Regions from separate parts of the Homo sapiens genome. Here all the other regions are linked to region 3. Evidence: chromatin contacts called from ENCODE Hi-C or POLR2A ChIA-PET data. All regions are on one chromosome and are shown on one strand. Each heading gives the region's core, a stretch centred on a gene start or an enhancer-like site at or near the end of the contact. The rest is flanking DNA. Distances are from core to core; before and after follow the strand shown.

The links. A loop is a pair of places that touch in the nucleus more often than their neighbours do. ChIA-PET counts read pairs that join two places held with the same protein, here RNA polymerase II (POLR2A). Pooled maps may share reads with other maps.
Region 1: a pooled map shows a loop between it and region 3 (29-fold over the local background). The contact joins the promoter of FBXL19 here to the promoter of ATXN2L in region 3. A Hi-C loop is called at or near these places in 9 of 50 pooled maps.
Region 2: a loop to region 3 is called in a pooled map, with 10 times the contacts of the local background. The contact joins the promoter of ZNF668 here to the promoter of ATXN2L in region 3. A Hi-C loop is called at or near these places in 6 of 50 pooled maps.
Region 4: a loop to region 3 is called in a map of CD8-positive, alpha-beta T cell, with 24 times the contacts of the local background. The contact joins the promoter of ARMC5 here to the promoter of ATXN2L in region 3. A Hi-C loop is called at or near these places in 3 of 168 maps with a recorded cell type or tissue (CD8-positive, alpha-beta T cell, ascending aorta and naive thymus-derived CD4-positive, alpha-beta T cell), 1 of 37 single-sample maps with no recorded cell type and 8 of 50 pooled maps. POLR2A ChIA-PET finds 5 or more read pairs at or near these places in 1 of 52 experiments (BJ).

The regions. Positions count from the first base shown.
Region 1 is chr16:30,922,202-30,924,901 of GRCh38, forward strand. It overlaps FBXL19 (F-box and leucine rich repeat protein 19), which reads left to right and starts at 1,371. Exons shown (of 11, transcript NM_001382779.1): 1 at 1,371-2,258. FBXL19-AS1 (FBXL19 antisense RNA 1) reads right to left here and starts at 1,068. Exons shown (of 1, transcript NR_024348.1): 1 at 1-1,068. RefSeq lists enhancers at 1-409, 150-969, 410-1,377, 1,000-1,089, 1,130-1,289.
Region 2 is chr16:31,072,613-31,075,505 of GRCh38, forward strand. ZNF668 (zinc finger protein 668) reads right to left here and starts at 1,628. Exons shown (of 3, transcript NM_024706.5): 1 at 1,047-1,628. It overlaps ZNF646 (zinc finger protein 646), which reads left to right and starts at 1,810. Exons shown (of 3, transcript NM_014699.4): 1 at 1,810-2,019. RefSeq lists enhancers at 504-1,304, 596-890, 1,510-2,043, 1,549-1,688, 2,044-2,576 and a silencer at 779-1,238.
Region 3 is chr16:28,821,668-28,824,390 of GRCh38, forward strand. ATXN2L (ataxin 2 like) reads left to right here and starts at 1,332. Exons shown (of 22, transcript NM_007245.4): 1 at 1,332-1,891. The coding sequence starts at 1,593. It overlaps LOC124903672 (a long non-coding RNA gene), which reads right to left and starts at 2,375. Exons shown (of 2, transcript XR_007065042.1): 1 at 2,227-2,375. RefSeq lists enhancers at 611-1,347, 859-1,068 and a silencer at 1,389-2,538.
Region 4 is chr16:31,458,089-31,460,788 of GRCh38, forward strand. It overlaps ARMC5 (armadillo repeat containing 5), which reads left to right and starts at 1,413. Exons shown (of 6, transcript NM_001105247.2): 1 at 1,413-1,911. The coding sequence starts at 1,437. RefSeq lists enhancers at 543-1,083, 1,082-1,421 and a silencer at 1,612-1,961.

The DNA.
Region 1 (2,700 bases), core at 121-2,620, 2.1 Mb after region 3:
AGGTGCCCAGGCTTTCTAGGGAACAAGAGTGTGAATGCACTCTCGACGAGAACCACGCCCCCCTGTTCGACAAGACTGATTCCTGCTGCCTTCCTTTAAGGGCCCTCCCCTGAAACGCGAAGTCCTCGCCCCATGGAGAGGCGGACATTCTTTATTCCCGGATCGCCCGACGTTTTTCTCCCCCACCCGCACTGATCCCCACTGGTGACATAAATCCTTCCCCTCCACTCGCGAGTGAAAGCTTGGGACTACATTTCCCGCCAGGCTGTTCAGAAGCCGGTGGCGGAGAGAGGAGAAAAGAGTCTTTCCGTTTCCGTCGCCTCGCAATTTGGCGTGTCCGCCGGGATTCACATTTCAACAGCGACGTCCTTTCTCTGTTGGACTCGGCAAGGAACTACATTTCCCAGCAGGCACCGGCGCAGAGGTCGAGGGGCGAGGTCGCCATCTTTTTCGTAGTCCTCTCCCTCATTTCCGCAGGGAAGAGGCCAGACGCCTGGACTACACATCCCATGTCGCAGTCGCCCCGGCCCTGCAGCCGCCATCTTTGCCGGTGGCCCCGCCCCATCCCCTTCCATTGTCTCGACTTGAGATGATAGACGGGAGCCGGGAGACTGCAACTCCCGTCAGGCCGTGCGCCACTGGTGGGGGGGATTTCGAGACCACAGGCGGGCGAGGTGCCCAAGGTGGTGGAAAGCGGAGACCGGGAGAGGCTAGGTAGCCTGCCATCTTTACGGTAGTCTCCTCGTCCTCCTGGTTCCGCCATTCTTAAGGAACACTGGAAGGCTATAAAACTACTAATCCCATCGCACCTCGTAAGATCGACTACTAGTCAGGTGTATGTCCCTCTTCCGCCATCTTGCTTGTAGTCCTCTTTCCTTTTCACCTTTCCATTGTTCCTGACGAGTAGAAATGGCAGCGGGAAGGCAGCAGATGGACTGCGACTCCCGTCAGGTACCACACACGCGGAGGGTTGTGGACAGGAGGGCGTGTGAGTGCCTGGGAAGGAGGTCGGGTCGGGGGAGAAGGCCATCTTGTTTGTAGTCATCGTTCCCTCTCCTTCTCGATGTTCTGCAACTGGGAGCCTCGGGGCAACGGGACTCTAACTCCCGGCATCCTCGGCTCCCGGCTGGGCACGCCCTCCGCCGTCCTGTTTGTAGTTCCCGCTGTCCCCAGCGTCCTATTGTTCCCCCGTAGCATCAGTGGCCGCAGGACTACAACTCCCGTCGAGCCCTGCGTGCGTTCGTCCTGGAAAGTGGAGGTGGTGGAGGAAGGAGGGGGAAGGGGGCGGGGTTCCTCTGGGAGAAGGAGGGAGTAAAGAGGGGGAGGAGGAGGAGGAGGAGGGAAGGAGGAGGGAGGGGAGGGGAGGGGGGAAGAGAGGAGGAAGGAGGAAGGAGCTGAGGAGGGATGAGAGAGGCGGCCAGGGCCCCGGGCCGTAGCAGCGCGGGGCTGGGGGACCAGGGGGGCTGAGACACCCCAACTGCCCCCTTCCCCTTTCCCTCTCCCCCTCTATCCTTTCCTTCCACCCTCCCGCTTGAGGAGGGGGATTTATTCAAATTTTATTTAAATCCCTATCTCCCGAGGGTCGCGCGCTTGGGGGAGGGGGAGAGGTCGGGGGTGCGCGCGGGCTGGGGGGGGCGGGGCCGGAGCAGCTTCCTTCACCTCCCCCTCCGCTCGCCTCGCAGCCGTAGGGCAGGGGGTCGCAGTCCAGGGGCGGGCCCAGGGGAGGGGGGCAGGTTACAGCGACCCCCCCCTCCCCGGGAACCGGCGGTGGGCGGGCTTGAACCCCGGAAACGGTGGGGGGGGCCCAGGCCTGGCACTGGACCCCTGGGCAGTGGGGTCCGGGAAGGGGCCAGTTAAAGGGCCAGGGGCGCTGGGGAGAGGCGGGGCGGGGTGGGGGGAGGGGAGCTGGGACTCGGACCCGGGACTGAGTGGGCCCCGGGCAGAAGCTGAGCACCCTGCGCCCAAGGAGCCCCCGTTGGCCTGGGGGGGCTGAGGGACTGAGCCTCCCAGAGCAGGACCTCCCCCTGGAAGGGCCGCGCCGCAGCCCGTGGGAGGGCCTCGCCCCCGGCGCCCCCCATCTCCACTCGCCGCCGTCCCGGCCTCCGCCGGAGGGAGGGGCCGAGCGCCCTCGGGGGGCCGTGGACCCCGGCGTTCTGAGCGTTCCGCGCCCCGCGCCGCCCGGCCCCCCCGCCGCCGATGGCCGCCGACCCGCCGGGAGCTGCCGAGAAGGGAGAGATGGCTCCCGGGACACGTGTGAGGTGGGTTCATGCGGCTCCTCCTCACCCCCAGACCTGGGCAGCGCCCACTCCCATTCATCCTCAGCCCGGCCTCTCTCTACCTTCCCCGCCCCCAGCCTCACCCTCTCTCTACTCCAAACTCATCTCCAGCCCTCCTTCCTATGACCTCTCCACCCTGGGGAACTGGCCCTCCTTCCTAGACCCTGCTTCCCCTTGAAAGCCCCCACCCCCGCCTGCAGTCGCCGCCCTCCAGGCCCCTCCCCTGGAGCGCTGGAGGGCCCCTTAGCCCCATGGATGGGTATGAAAGTCCCCGGAAAGGGGGAATCTGGGGTAAGACTGACTGGGAAGAGACCCTCCAGGCTTCTAATTCCACATGGGATCTTGGAGGATCTGGTTTCCATGGGAGGGGGAGCCCAAGGGATTCTAGATGATTAGGGATGAAAGCAGCCCGGGAAGCTGGGGG
Region 2 (2,893 bases), core at 378-2,877, 2.3 Mb after region 3:
ACAAGCAGTCACCACACAGGCCTCACGGCCAGGAGTGACGTAGTGAGCGGATGAACCCTGCAGAAGTGAGCGCTAATCATATCCTAGGCCTCCTACCGGGCCAGTTCACAACCTGATCCCAACCTACTTTTCCAGCCTCAGCTCCAGCGACAGAGTCCTCCTCCCGGCAGCGACCGAACCTCCAGCCACAATTCTCAATCCTCCACCTCTAGATGCAGTTTCCTGGGCTCGGGGAGCCCTTGCCTGCCTTCTCCAACGGGAAAGCCCCTTTACATCCTTCAAGAACCCCCTTCCCTAGTGCCCTCAGGAATACTTTATGGCAGTAGAGAGGTAAGGGCCCCACGCCGCTCTGGACCTCAGTTTCCTCATCAGTAAAATGGGGTCCCTTAAGTTTGTGGGAGTTTGAAGGGCGGTGGGGCCTACGAAGCGCGCCGAGGAGCCGAGAGTTGCAGAAACCCGGAGCTCCTCGCTCCTCGCAACCGTCTGTACGCGGCGCCCCCGCCAGCCAGGCAGCCCCTGGAGGGCAGGACCCCGGTTATAAGCCTCAGAAAACGTGGCTTCGGAGGACGTGGCAAGGAGGACTGAACGAAGGATGAGGAGATGAACAAATGAATGGACGGAAGGCCGAATGAGGGACAAAGGCTTGCAAGATGGCGTTCTCTAGGACCGCGGGAGTGGTGGCCGGGCCTCAGCAGGGGAGGGGGCCGCCGGCGCCTGGGATCTTGCAGCGCGGGCCACGCGACCGGGACAAAAACCCAAAACATGGCGGGCTCTAGGACCCCCGGGACCACACCGCGCCGGGCCAGCAGCCGCGCGGGCCGAGCCTGGGTGTCCGCAGCCCAGAACCGCGGAGACAGCCGGCGGGTTCTAGGACCTGCTGGGCCCGCAATGCGCCCGGGGCCGCTCACAGCCCGCCCCGCCCGCGCTGCTCGCGCTGGGCCAACCCGGCCCGCCCTCGGCGCCCGCAGGGAAACTGAGGCCAGCTCGGATCGTGGCCGCGTGGGAGCTGCCCGGGGCCCTCGCGGCTTCCCGCCGACGTTTCCTACCTGATGAGACTTGTGCTGACTCCGTGGCGTCGGCGTCGGCTCCTCGCACCGACGGAGCCCGGACCCTGCCAAACAGGGGCCGGCGCTAGGACCCAGCGGGGGGCGGGGAGGTGGGACCGGTGGCGCGGCGAGCGGAAGTGAGGGATCTTCCTCAGCTAGGAAGGAAGGGAAAGTTCCCGGGGAACCTCCAGCCTATGGCGGCAGAGAAGCATCTTGCAAGAGGTCTCTGTGTGTGCTGAGGCAAGGGGACGCCAGGCAGGCTGACGGTATACGCCCGCCTTGTGTTAGTCTGGGGCCAGGTCACCGGCAATGTCTTCAAGAACCAGAAGGTGGGAGGACAAAAAGGCCATGCTCAAGCTCTGCAAAACCTAAGTCCAATTATATTCCACAACATTTCCTTTAATAGCAAGGAGTGGGTTTCACGAAGTTTTCTCCATCTGCCTTGGGAAAAGTCCTCCAGAGAGCCCCACGAAAAGTGTCACCAAAGTACTGTGGCCAGGGCTGTAGAATCTTTTTCTCCCTTTCTGCGCCTATTCAATATGCACCGGAACGATTCTAGCTGCTCTTGCCGGAAGTGTGGCTAGCTTAGCGTGCAAAGACGCCGCGTTGTGACCTACGTGGGCGGAGTCAGCCGTGCAGACCTAGAACTTAGCGCCGGAAGTGTGTCTGCGTAAAACTGCGGCTCGGAGGCGGGACAGGCAGTGCTCCCGAAGCGGAAGTTTCGCGGGGAAGCTTTTGCACCTAAGGACACTTCCTGTTTCCTAGTAACAATAGGAAGTGTCCGTAGAGCTGGGAGTAGACTCCTGGCTCATGCCAGCTGCGCCCTCTTTTCTCTACCTCCTTCCTCTTCCCCCCTTCTCCTTTCCCTCTTTCCCTTCCCTCCCACCTCCCGGGAACCCTGGCTGAGTGTGCGTGTGTGGGAGCGCGAGAGCCCCCCGACAGCCACCCCTTGGGGCGCGCGGCTGCAGTTAGGGTAAGGGTCCCAGTGCGCAGGCGCGCTCTTGTTCGCGGTCCCCAACTGACGCGCCCGCGGCGGGAAGGAGAGGGGGCCGCCGGTGCGAGGTAGGCGTCCTGAGAGGAAATTGGCAGACGAGATGAGTGAGGTCAGAGGACTTCATTGGTGGTTGACTAGGGGAGGGGACTTTTGATCAAAGGGGCTTTGTGAGGTGAGAATTCCGGGGGCAGGTTCAGTGAAGGGGTTTACGGTCGGAGACAGTTGTACTGGGGTCCCATGGGAAGAAGAGTCAGAGTTGGAGAAGGACAAGACGATGTAGGGGGCATGAGAGAGCAAGGGCTTTGGGATGAAGACCGCCTCAGTCAGGGGGTTTGCTGTTACGTGAACTAGAATAACAGGCATTGCCGTGTGTTCTGAGGATTGAGTAACACAATGAATATAGTTAGCACAGTGCCTGGCACATGGTAATATAATACTCTTCATGAGTTGCTGTCATCATCAGTATTAAGAGAGGAGGCAGAAGAAAAAAATGAGAAAGACTGGTGAGGGTAAGATCAGGAGGCATGGGAGAGAAAAGGTAGGCAATGAAGTGACATTACAACCTGGTATTGATGTTATTCCCAAGATGGAAGATAGTTTGAGTTCAAGGGAAGTAGATAAAAGAAGTCGCTAAGAGAGTCTTTTGGGGTTTTTTGTTTTTTTGAGATGGAGTCTCGCTCTGTCACCCAGGCTGGAGTGCTGTGGTGGGATCTCAGCTCACTGCAACCTCCACCTCCCAGGTTCAAGCAGTTCTTCAGCCTCAGCCTCCTGAGTAGCTAGAATTACAGGTGCCCACCACCACGCCCGGCTAATTTTTGTATTTTTAGTAGAGACAGGGTTTCACCATGTTGTC
Region 3 (2,723 bases), core at 82-2,581:
CAGACCATGCCCAGCCTCTTTTCACTTTCTTAAATAAGCTCCCCACTGCTTTGAGGATAATGTCCGTGTCTCTTACAAGACTTGGGAGCCTTTAAAACCTGATCCCAGATTAGCTACCTCTTCCCCCCTTTAATTTTATGCTTAGGACAAGCTGAGTTTTTCTTAGTTTGTCATATCCTATTTCCCTGCCTAGAAACCCATCTCCCCCTGCCCTCTTATCAGTTTTTTTTTATAATTTAAATTTTTTTTTTTTTGTAGAGACAAAGTCTCACTTTGTTGCCTAGGCTGGTCTCAAACTCCTGGCCTTAAACGATCCTTCTGCCTCGGACTCCCAAAATGTTAGGATTACAGGTATGAGCCACTGCGCCCGGCCCTCCTGTCCCTTATCTGGGTCTCCCAAAACTGGATTAAGATTAGGTGTCACTCCCATTTGCTCTTGTAGTCCTCTGTGCTTCACCTACTAGATCTCGTCAAATTCTCTGAATTCACCACTAGCATGAACTCCTCCAGAGCAGGAAGCAGTTTAATTATCCTTGTGTCCAAAACAACTAACTGAATACTCCAATGCCCAACTCATTTTGAATGAATGAAGCTGCCTTCATTGCAGGGTCGGGTGGAGGATTTTGAACTCGGAACTTTGGCCTTCAGTCTTTGTTATTACAGTTTAAAGATTCATTCTCGGGCATGGAGGAACAATTTAGGTCAAAATCACAAAAATCTGAAATAATTTAGGACGAGGCGTAAATTTATCTGCAAAGATCAACACGCTCAAACGAATCACTAATGCTCATCAGTCTTTTACTTAAAGCAAACAAGGTGGAGGGTAGCTCCTTGCGAAACCTACCACCTGCCTAAAAGCGCAGTGGCTCGGGTGGTCCAGTCCCGGAGACTTTCTTGGCACTTAAGGCTCTGCCCACGGGCCGCCAAGTGGCGGAAGAGCCTCACGCACGACGTGCCGCCTCACACTCCCGCGGAGGCATCGCGACGCAGCGACGGCGTGGGCGGAGAGGCCGGCCCTTCCTCTGGCGCCTTCGGCTCCTCCCCCTGCGCCTCACACGCTCATTGTGAAGCGACAGCGGCCGCCGGCTTCTAAGGCGGTTTGAGACCTTAAGACCCTAAATCCTTGGCGCGCGTGAGCGCCCGCGCCGCTCCTTACCCACTCCCAGGGCTAGGGGTGCGAGGTTCACCGACTTGATTCTCTCCCACTTTCCCGCCGGGAGCTAACCGCGCCGGTGTGCGCGGCACCTCGCGCCACTGCTCGCTCCTGGCCCCCCCCCCCCCCCCCCCCCCCCGGGAGCTCCCACCCGCGCGCTCCTCCCTCTCCGCTCCCCGGCGACGCGCACGCGCGCCAGCCCGGCTCGCGCCCTCTCGCTTTCCTCCAGCCGCGAGACCCCCTCCCCTTCCGCCTCGCGGCGCTTCCTCGCGCCGCGGTCTTCTCTCTCCACCCCCGACACCGCGGGGCTCCCCCCGCCCGCCCACGGCGGGCCCCGGCTGCCCGATCCCCCTCGCTTCCCGCGCTCTCCAGCGGGGCCCCAGCCCCGGCCCCCTCTCTCCCTCCCTTCTCTCTAATTCCCCTTCCGGACGCTGCCATCATGTTGAAGCCTCAGCCGCTACAACAGCCCTCCCAGCCCCAGCAGCCGCCCCCCACGCAACAGGCCGTGGCCCGTCGGCCCCCCGGGGGCACCAGCCCTCCCAACGGCGGCCTCCCGGGGCCGCTGGCCACCTCTGCGGCTCCTCCCGGGCCTCCAGCGGCCGCCTCCCCCTGCCTGGGGCCTGTGGCCGCTGCCGGGAGCGGGCTCCGCCGGGGAGCCGAAGGCATCTTGGCGCCGCAGCCGCCGCCGCCGCAGCAACACCAGGAGAGGCCGGGGGCAGCCGCCATCGGCAGCGCCAGGTGAGAAGGGTGGGCTCCGGGCGAGGGAGCCGCGGCCACCCAGAGGCTGTGGCTCGGTTCCGGTGGGGCGGACCCCGACCCGGCACCGTCAGGGGCACCGGCTGGGTGGGGAGTCCCCGTGAAGCTGGGGGAGGGCCCCCTCAGGTCCGAACAGGTCGGACGGAAAGGGTCCCCGGGCGGCCACCGGAGCACTGAGGGGCCGCGCTCGGCTCTCGGGGCCTAGTCAGGGCTCGCAGCCCCGGCCTTCAGGGGAGGCGGGGCGCATCCCGCCGGCGCCGTCGGAACGGGGAGTTGGGGGGGGGCAAGGAGCTGATCGGGGTCCCCGGTTCCATTACCACGAAGGGTCTCGCGGTCCCCGGCTTCAGCCAATGGGGAGTCTGCTGCGGGAAGGGGTCCCCGGCCGTAGCCAATGGAGGGGGGCGCGCGGCCCACAGTTTGGCCAATGGGGAGGGAGGGACTTGGGAGCGGGTTGCTGCCTCCCCCTTCCCGGTCTGGCCAGTAGGAGGGGAGCGAGGTGGGCGGGGGGACGGAAGGAGGGATGACTGGGAGGACTGCGGGCCGGGAGCCTCTGGCGCGCGCGCCCCCTTCCCGTACGTGCGCGTGGATGCTCGGTCTCATGACCCGGGCATTCGCGCGCCCCGGGAACACCTAGGGCAGGGACTAGTTCGTGGAGGGGCTCGTCTGGTGGCAGTGCATGAGTAGTGGAGGCCCTGCTCAGTTTTTCCTGTGCGAGTGTGTGTGTGTTAATGGAATTAAGAGTGGCAGCACACGCAGGCGCAGTGGGCTCTGATCGCTGGAGGTGGGGGTTCGGAAAGTCCCGTGGGTTTTAGTG
Region 4 (2,700 bases), core at 163-2,662, 2.6 Mb after region 3:
GGTGGGAGCTGTGGCCGAAGGTCTGGCCACACTCACCACCAAGCATCAGGTTTCCGGACTTTGTGACTGTGCTGGTGCCGCAGCAGATTCCAACTGTGCACAAAACTCTTACTACAAACAAGGCACTTAGAGGCCTTCTCACCCATGTGGAGCGCAGGTGCTGCAACAGGGTGGAGCCAAGGCTGAGACTCTTGCCGCAGTCCCCTCAGCGGTAAGGCTTTTAGCGGTGTGAGCGCGCTGGTGCTGGATCAGGTTGGAGCTGACGCTGAAAGTCTTACCACACTAGGCACAGGCATAGGGCCGAAGCGATGGTCACACTCGGGGCAGGAGTACGGCTTTTCACCGGTGTGTACCCAGTGGTGCTTAACCAGATCAGAGCCACATCGGAAGCTTCTGCCATAACCCGGACAACGGTAAGGCTTGTCACCAGAGGGGCTGCCTTGGTGGTGAATGAAGCCGGGGAGGCAGGCTGTGGTCAGTCCACATTTCCGGCACTCGCAGGTTTTGGGGCTTGTAGACGGTTGCTCTTGGCAAAGGCTTCTTCCTCCCCAGGGCTAGAGCCTGACCATTTTCCGGGCGGGCAGCTGCCCCGACCACACCAGGAAGGGCTGCTCAGGCGGAGCCACCTCGCAATCCAGGGGTGACCTGGGGGCTCCCCGGGACGCGAATGTCCCGCTCCCCCGCCGCCCCGCCCCGTCCGGATTCTCCCTCGCCTCTTCTGGCGCGGCCGACTGCGCTGCGAGTGAAGAACTCCCCGTTTCCTAGATGCCAGCTCCTGAGCTCACGAGCACGTCCAGAGCGGAGGACACTCGGGACACCGGGGTCCAGCTCCGGAAACGGAAAATTCCACAAGCCCGTCACTCTAGGAAGCGGCAGCGAACGTTCTCGGTAGGTTTAACCCTCTTCTTCCTCTGACCGAGCGAGGGCTCCCCGTCTGCGGCGCGGTCAGGACCCCGCACTTTCGGCCCGGCTCGGGGTTCTCGGAGTCCGTCCCAAGGCCGGGCCGCACCACCGCTGGGGGGCAGCGAAGCGAGCCTAGAGGAGAAAAGGCGGTCCCCGCCGAGTGCACGCCGGGGGCGGGGCACGGCACGAAGGCTCCGTGGTCGGACTTCTGGGCTGTTCGGAGGCCCTGGCCCACCTGGAGGGCCCTGGAAGAGTTTCCAGCGCTTCCCGAGGTAGGCGTGAGAAGCTCGACGCGGACCACATCTCCCTCATGCACCGCCCGCACGTCCCAGGATGCGCTGCGATTAAGGTACTGCCGCGCCTCGTGTGCAAGGACAGACTTCCGGGGTCGAGAACTACAACTTCCGACTTGCATCACTGCGGTGGCGCTAAACAGCGTCAGCGAGGCGGTGCCCGACGATTTCCCTGTCTTCCAGTTCCGCTCCCTGGGATCAGCGGCGAGAAGCGGGGCGGAGTCTGAGGCCCGAGCCAAGATGGCGGCTGCGAAGCCAACCCTCACGGACTCGCTCTCGTTCTGCCTCGCGCAGCTCGCGGCGGCGGCCGGGGAGGCTCTGGGTGGGGAAAAGGACCCAGCGACCAACGAGACACCCCTGAGCCGCGCGCTCCTAGCCCTCCGCACGCGCCACATCAAGGCAGCGGGGGGAATCGAGCGCTTCCGGGCACGCGGCGGGCTCCGCCCCCTACTCGCGCTGCTACGGCGAGCGGCTGCAGCGGGTTCCGCCCCGTCCCAGGCAGGCCCCGGCTCCGCCCCCTCGTCGGCCGCGTCGGGAGCTTCTAGCCCCGCCCCCGCGTCGGGCCCCGCCCCCTCCGCTGTGTCGTCGTCTAGTCCTACGCCGCCAGTGCGCCTGCGCAAGACGCTGGACTTGGCGCTCAGCATCCTAGCCGATTGCTGTACGGAAGGGGCGTGCCGGACCGAAGTGCGCAGACTCGGAGGCATACTCCCTTTGGGTAAGTGCTCCGCCCCCGTTTCCTAGAAAGATTAGGTTTGCAACTCCCTTGCTCTCTAGACCCGGGCAGTCTGGAGTTCTTTGTGTCCTATCCCGGAATAACGTGCTTTGTGATGGCGCATCGCTCCTGTTTCTCAATCTGTTGTGCCCCGTGACGTCACTGCACTCTCTATAGATGAGAGAGAGCCCTCCCAGACCAGATAATTGTAGCCATTATCTAGGAATTGGTTGTTGAGGACTTCTTTCGAAGCTGGACTAGCGGAGGCCAAAGAGTTATTTGGTGATTTTTTCAGATGATTCTTACCGTCCAGTTATGATGTTCATAGCAGACATTCAGTGCCCAACTATGTGTCCGGCCCTGTGCAAGGTTCTGAAGCCCCACTGATGAGCTGGAAGGTGTAGTGGTTCAGAAAGGGAGATCTGCAAAAGTCACCTAACCCCTCCGAGGCTAGGATTCCTTGTAAAATGGGGCAATAATAGCTACCTAAAAAAATCAGAGTGGGGAGAAAACGAAGTACAAATATGGCACGAATATGCAAATATTCTAAGCATGATACGTATTTCAAGTTATTAAAAACTAGCATAAGCTGGGTGCAGTGGTACGCGCCTGTAGTTCCAGCTATTTGGGAGGCTGAGGCGGGAGGATCCCTTGAGCCTAGGAGGTTGAGGCTGCAGTGAACAATGACTGCCTGTGAATAGCCACTGCATTCCAGCCTGGGCAACGTAACAAGACCTCGTATCTTAGAAAACCAAACAAATCAGTAGTCGCTTAGGAAGCAGGAAAAAATAA